Regions from separate parts of the Homo sapiens genome. Here all the other regions are linked to region 1. Evidence: chromatin loops called from intact Hi-C (ENCODE). Cell type or tissue: heart right ventricle. All regions are shown on one strand.

Region 1 (2,500 bases):
TAATTTTAAATTTTAAATCTCAAGCACTTCTTTATAATCTGTAGGCAAAGTTACAAAGGAGTACACAGAAAAAACAAAAACCACATCCCGCAAAACACTCAACATTGTTGAACAATTTACAGGGTAAATTCAGAGCACTTCTATGACCCAAATGCAGGAAGCAGGGAGGGTAGAAAATGAACATTTTGTTCTTCTAAGCAGTGGTAATGAAGGTGCAGCCCTGATTTTAATACCTCAAGAAAGCATACAATTGTTATAAAATTATGTTAGCTATTATAAGAAACAGACTTGAGTGATCTAGAATGAGTATATTAATACATTTTATTTCTTTTTATAGTCGAATGCTTAGCCAGAATAAATGCTAATTTATACCTTGTAGACATCACTCTTATTAGTAATGGGTATGGACTTGATTCTTCAAGTAACTAACATAATAATGTACCTTTTGAGATTTGCATGATATATTAGGAGGGGTGCAGCAAACTGAAGACTAATAGGCACAGTATAATCATATTTTTATGATAATAAAAAGCATATAAATACAGGGAGGCAGAGGACAAGGGCAAGGACAGTTTACAAATGCCTAAAAACTGATGAGCAAGAATACCCATAAAATCTGTCAAGAGTGGATGGTAGCCTGGAGGGCCAGGCCATTAATGATTATAAGAAGGGCTACTTTTCTTTCCATATTTTTTAAATTAAGTCCTATTTTTTAAACAGACATTATGAATCATGTTGCATAATTACAGAAAAAGTAAAACTGACTCTCTTCAACTAAAAATAAAGGCATTTCAAATATCAAAATAAAAAGTTTTCCTGGGTTGAAACACATGTCAAATGTCCTGTTGTTTTCCACACATCCAAAGAAATATACATGTGCATATATGTATGAAAGTTTAACTTTTTATTAATGTAAAAAATTTCAAAGGAAAATCTATTCCAGAGAAAAATATTATTTTTCAATCTGTAAGTTCAGGAAACTATGTAAACTGAAAATATGAAAAGAACAATTTAAACTCAACCAAAATGCCATGCCTTGGCTTTCCAAAAGAGGGAGATATAACTTCACTGCCACAAACATATCAATGTGACACATAAATGATCTACTCAAATACAGAACTTATCTAGAAAATAATTTTAAGGAAAAACTCTAAATTATGTGTTTATTTTAGCCTTATGATTTTAATTGCCTAAAAAGCACAGTTAAATCTATGAAAAATATCATGATCTACAATAATAAAATGAAAGCTGTTCCAGCTCCTTTAGAGAGCTCAATTGTAGAATAAAAATGTGACAAAAGACTTATAGTATTTAGATTTTGAAAAATAGGTTTAGAGATGACAGATGTCAGCTACTAAAATTTGTACCTTCTGATTGTTATTTGAAAATTAAAATTTAATATTATTCTGAACTAGAGACAGAATGCTACTCATTTCTTACAATGATTATTAAAATTCTCTTATTTCCTTGAGCAGTGGTTTGTTGCTCTCGTTGAAGAGGTCCTTCACATCCCTTGTTAACTGTATTTCTAGGTATTTTATTCTCTTTGTAGCAATTGTGAATGGGAGTTCATTCATGATTTGGCTCTCTGCTTGTCTATTGCTGGTGTAAAGGAATGCTTGTGATTTTCGCACATTGATTTTGTATCCTGAGACTCCACTGAAGTTGCTTATCAGCTAAAGGAGTTTTGGGGCTGAGATGATGGGGTTTTGTAAATATAGAAACATGTCATCTGCAAACAGAGACAATTTGACTTCCTCTCTTCCTTTTTGAATACCCTTTATTTCTTTCTCTTGCCTGATTGCCCTGGCCAGAAGTTCTAATACTATGTTGAATAGGAGTGGTAAGAGAGGGAATCCTTGTCTTGTATCAGTTTTCAAAGGGAATGCTTCTAGCTTTTGCCCATTCAATATGATATTAGTTGTGGGTTTGTCATAAATAGCTCTTATTATTTCTAGGTATGGTTTATCAATGCTTATTTTATTGAGAGTTTTTAACATGAAGGGATGTTGAATTTTATCAAAAGTCTTTTCTGCATCTACTGAGATCATCATGTGGTTTTTGTCCTTGGTTCTGTTTATGTGATGGATTACATTAGTTGATTTGCATATGTTGAACCAGCCTTGCATCCCGGGGATGAAACTAACTTGATCTTGATGGATAAGCTTTTCTGATGTGCTGCTGGATTCGGTTTGCCCGTATTTTATTGAGGACTTTTGCATTGATGTTCATCAGGGAAATCATTCTACTCTAAAGACACATGGTCATATATGTTTATTGCAACACTATTTACAATGGCAAAGACATGGAACCAACCCTAATGCCCATCAATGATAAACTGGATAAAGAAAATGTGGTACATACACACCACGGAATACTATGCAGCCATAAAAAGAAATGAGATCATATCCTTTGCAGGGACATAGATGAAGCTGGAAGCCATCATTCTCAGCAAACTAACACAGGAACAGAAAACCACACACTGCATGTTCTCACTCAT
Region 2 (2,500 bases), 88 kb after region 1:
GCAAAGGGCAAATGAATCTAGTAGTGCAGAAGAGCAGGTCATGTACATCTTGTCATCTTCAGATTCTTCACTGCCTTCTACAGTCACTGACATCTGACTTCCTTCAGAGCCCACAACTTGGCCAGGCACTGAGAAAAAAGTACCCCATTCCACTGTGATATAAAACTTCTGCGCTGTGGGAACCAATTTTTGGTGTGGTTGGCCAGAGCAATTAGGCAAGAGATACAGCTAAAGGGCATCAAAACTGTAAAGGAAGAAGCCAAATTAGCCTTGTTTGCAGACAACATGATTATATACCTACAAAAACATAAAGACTCCACCCAAAAGCTGTTAGAAGTGGTAAACAAATTCAGTGAAGTTGCAGAATACAAAATCGAAATATAAAAATCTGTATGATTTATATATGCCAACAGAGAACCATCTGAAAGATAAATCCAGAAAGCAATCCCATTTACAATACCTACAACGAATACAAAATACCTAGGAATCAATATAACCAAAGAAGTGAAAGATCTATACAAGGAAAACAATAAAACTCTGATGAAAGAAATACAAGAGGACACCAAAAAATGGGAAGGTATTCCATGTTTACGGATTAGAAGGATTAATATTGTTAAAATGACAATACTAGCCAAGCAATTACAGACTCAATGCAATCCCTATCAAAACGCTGATTATCATATTCTTCACAGAAATATAAAAATAAATCCTAAAGTTTAAATGAAACCACAAAAGACCCCAAATAGCCAAATAAATCTTAGCAAAAAAAAAAAAAGGAAGAAAGAAAAAAGCTGGAGGCATCATACTACCTGGCTTTAAAATGTATTACAAAGCTATAGAAACCAAAACAGCATGGTACTGGCATAAAAACAGACACATAGACTAATGGAACAGAATGGAGAACTCAGATCTAAATACACACATTTGCCACCAACTCATCTTCAACAAAGGTGCCAAGAACTTAAAATGGGGAAAGGACAGTCTATTCAATAAATGGTGCTGGGAAAACTGGATAACTATATGATGAAGAATGAAACTAGACCCCTAATATCTCATCATACACAAAAATCAAATCAAATGGATTAAAAACTTTAGTCTAAGACCTGAAACTATGAAAATTGTAGCAGAAAACACTGGGAAAATGCTCCAGGGCACTGGTCTCTCACATAAAGATTTCTTGTGTAAGACCTTAACATAGGCTATCAAAGCAAAAATAGACATCAGAGTATAAATCAAGCTAAAAAGCTTCTGCACAGCAAAGGAAACAATCAACAAAGTAAACAGACAACCCATAGAATAGGAGAAAATATCTGCAAACTATCAGATAAGAGATTAATAACCATAATGTACAAAGAACTCAAATAATCAGATAGCAAAAAAATCTGACTTTAAAATGGGCGAAAGATCTGAACAGACATTTCTCAAAAGAAAACATATAAATGGCCGACAGGTGTATGAAAAAAATGCTCAATATCACTAATCATCACAGAAATGCAAATCAAAACCACAATGCAATATCATCTCACTACAGTTAAAATAGCTTGTATCAAAAACATGGGCAGTAACAGATGCTGGTTAGGATGTGCAGAAAGGGAACACTCATACACTGTTGGTGGGAATGTAAATTACCATAGCCACTTGGAAAAAAAAACAGTATAGAAGTTCCTCAAATAAGTTAATATATGACTATGATATAATCCACCAATGCTACTACTGGGTATATATCCAAAAGAAATAAAATCAGTATGTTGAAAAGATATCTGCACTCCCATGTTTATTGCAGCCCTATTCACAATAGCTAAAATATGGAATTAACCTAAGTGCTTATCAACGGATGAATGGATAAAGAAACTACAGTATATATACACAATGGAATATTATTCAACCATAAAAATTAATGAAATCCTATCATTGCAGCAACATGGATGGAACTGGAGACCATTATGTTAAGTGAGATAAGCCAAGTACAGAAAGGCAAATATCACATGCTCTCACTCATATGCAGAAGCTAAAAAAGTGTTTCTCAGGAAGACAGAAAGTAGATTGGAGGTTACCAGAGGCTGGGAAGGACAGTGGGGAAGGAAGATAAAGGAGGAAAATATATATAAATTTATTTATTACCACTGAACTGTGGTTAAAAATGGTAAAAATGGTGAATTATATATGTACATTTTACCTCAATACAATTTTTTTTTAATTTCTTGGAGTGGTTGCTAACGTACCAAATCCAAATTACTTTCTAATTTTAATAGATACCAATGTGAAAATTATTTTATTTCTAACCAAGTAGAGCTCTTCACTGTAATTGTAATACTTAACATATAATATTTATCATAAAACCCCTTCTCCCATTCTTGGACACACAGCTACAACTTGACATCAGATTCTCTCAAACTGACTATTCCTTCAGAGATCAAACTTTTAGTCTCTGATGAGTATGAAAGTATCTAATTAAGAAGCTATTTTCTTGATTTATTCTGGTCATCTTTAGCTCTTTAAT
Region 3 (2,500 bases), 260 kb after region 1:
TTGTTCAGCTATAACTGGAAAGTGCTGAAATTTCAAGTATAGTTATAACAATCAGTGGTATAGATACAGCAAAATGTATTTTTAGTCAAAAGAATACAAAAGCAATGATAAACATAACCCAAAAATGCTTTAAAAAACAATTGCTATCTATCTACTTTTTTTGTTTGGTTTGCACACAGCTGCTGGTGGGTTTTCATGGGTGAGGAAGTGGGAGGACAGGTGGTATTACTATTATTGGGGCACTGACATGGTTGTCAGTGAGGGATGAGGGAAGAGGGAACCAGGAAATAAGACAGCTCCATAAGATAGGGATAGGGAAACAGAATGATCTGGCAGTGAATGAAAGCTATGGGAGAGAATAAGAAGGAAGAAAAGAAATTGAGAGTCACTGAGTACATACCAATGCCTACACAGTACTTGATGTTTTACAATTGTGACCTCATTTCATAGCAATATCAACTCTTTGAAGTAGGTAGTCCCTCCCCAATTTGTAGATAAGAAAATAAAAACTCAGAGAGATGAGGAAATCCACAGATTTACAAAGCCAAGTGGAAAATTAAGATTAGTTTTGATTCCTATGAGACACCTAAACAGATATGATAAGTAGACAATTAAGTGTATAGTTGGGAAATAGGGGGAGATGAAAAGGATGGAGGTAGAAATTTGGGAGATATCAGAGGAAAGATCATGATTATGTCATGTGTCTTGAGATCATCTAAGGTAGGAATAGAAATAGAGAGGAAACCATGAACTGTAGCTCTCTCAGCCTGGTTCCAAAGATGATTAAGCAATTCCACATAAACTCTAATATTATCTTGACCACTTGAGGATTTTTATTATGAATATGTGGAAGATTTCATTTTTCAATGCATCTACTCCTCCTCCCCTGTCTTTATTTTCCTATTAAAGAGAGAAGTACAGGCGGGGCACAGTGGCTCATGCCTGTAATCCCAGCACTTTGGGAGGCTGAGGCGGGTGGATTACCTGAAGTCAGGAGTTCGAGACCAGCCTGGCCAGTATGGTGAAACCCCGTCTCTACTAAAAATACAAAACATTAGCTGGGCATGGTGGTGGGTTACTGTAATCCCAGCTACTCAGGAGGCTGAGGCAGGATAATCGCTTGAACCCAGGAGGCAGAGGTTGCAGTGAGCCGAGATCATGTACTGCACTCCAGTCTGGGTGATAGAGACAGACCCCGTCTGAAAAAAAAAAAAACAAAAAAACAAAAAAAGACAGAAGTACAAAAAATTCCGTTCTAGCCCAGTCTGTGTCCAGAAGGTGTGAAGGTTCGTGGGGCTGGTGGTGGTGGGCATAGGACTCAGATTTAGTGTCAAAAACTTGTTTTCACTGTAACATATGTAGGAATTAAAATTATAAAGGCAAAATTAAGGGATAAACCAAAAGATGAAGGACAATAAAAGTGACACAAAACAAAGTGTTATGACCAATGCATAAATATGACCAAAGGAAAAAAAAAGACCCACTGGACAAAAATTGATGATAAATGAATAACACACTAGAACAAACATTTTCTAGCATGTTGCATGACTCTTAGTAAGACAAAGACAAATAAGGAGGTAAACCAGCTCTTCTCAGTATATATGAGATCATATTACAACATCTTCTAGCCTGGTCTCTCCACTTGATGAAACAAGTTGGAAAATCATGGAGGAAATAGAGAAAGCAAAAAAACTCTGTATCTTCTAAGGCAAGGATAAACAAATTATCATAATACCATCAGGAATAAGAATAATAAGAACATAATTTATAAGAATTTAATAATATATTTGAAAGGATAAATTAAGGAGGATAGTAAATAATTATTCTCCATATTATCAGGAAAATAGATTTACATTGCTTGAAGTCAGAGTCAGATTTAAAGAAAAAATACTTTCTAGCAGTAGCCATTAGTTGACAAAGTTGTGAGGCACAATTTTGGATAAGCAGGTCCTGAAATGTCCAAAAGTGATTAATTGAATAGAGTTAAATGTGTCTAATTTCCCTTGCCCTTGTCCATGTTCAGGTACCTGCATCCTTAGGCATTTCTCTTTTCCCAGATTCTTTATTTTGTGTCTAGTTTTTGCTCATATTGGCTGCCAATGAATTTTCTCCTAAGAAGTTGACTGCTAGGTTATTAGAGACAGGGATAGTGAATGGAAAGATTACTAGAACAGAAAACAGTGGTTGTGTTTCCAGTCCTGGTTCTTACTAATTTCCTGTGTGTTGGTTTTAACAATTATAAAATAAGGGAGCTTCATGGAATACTATGCAGCCATAAAAAACAGTGAGATCATAGCTTTTGTGGGAACATAGTTGGAGCTGGAGGCCATTATCCTTAGCAAACTAATGCAGAAATAGAAAACCAAATACCACATGTTCTCACTTTTAAGTGGGAGCTAAATGACTTGATTGACAAGTGCTATGTGATGTTAGTGATCCTGGAGAAAGTAAAATGCAGTCAACATTTGGCACAAGGGGTTTCAAGAACGCAATAGCCTAT

The links. A loop is a pair of places that touch in the nucleus more often than their neighbours do. Peaks named below come from ENCODE experiments on the same cell type or tissue, not always from the same donor. Only the 100,000 strongest peaks of a DNase experiment are listed, where the experiment ranks them.
Region 2: a loop joins it to region 1, with 2.5 times the contacts of the local background. A loop is called at or near these places in 26 of 110 quality-filtered maps.
Region 3: it touches region 1 in a loop (2.1-fold over the local background); 21 of 110 quality-filtered maps call a loop at or near these places.

The regions. Positions count from the first base shown.
Region 1 is chr3:81,665,653-81,668,152 of GRCh38, forward strand. All of the region lies in intron 3 of GBE1 (1,4-alpha-glucan branching enzyme 1), which reads right to left. Among named protein-coding and RNA genes, the nearest start is that of GBE1, 95 kb to the right of the region's middle. In heart right ventricle, a CTCF peak has its summit at 1,049; no DNase peak of the experiment used is centred here.
Region 2 is chr3:81,753,753-81,756,252 of GRCh38, forward strand. The region is part of intron 1 of GBE1 (1,4-alpha-glucan branching enzyme 1); the gene reads right to left. LOC124909490 (a long non-coding RNA gene) reads right to left here and starts at 72. Exons shown (of 2, transcript XR_007096259.1): 1 at 1-72. In heart right ventricle, no CTCF peak of the experiment used is centred here; no DNase peak of the experiment used is centred here; H3K27ac peaks cover 131 bases.
Region 3 is chr3:81,924,011-81,926,510 of GRCh38, forward strand. The region is part of intron 1 of LOC105377179 (a long non-coding RNA gene); the gene reads left to right. Among named protein-coding and RNA genes, the nearest start is that of LINC02008, 61 kb to the right of the region's middle. In heart right ventricle, no CTCF peak of the experiment used is centred here; no DNase peak of the experiment used is centred here.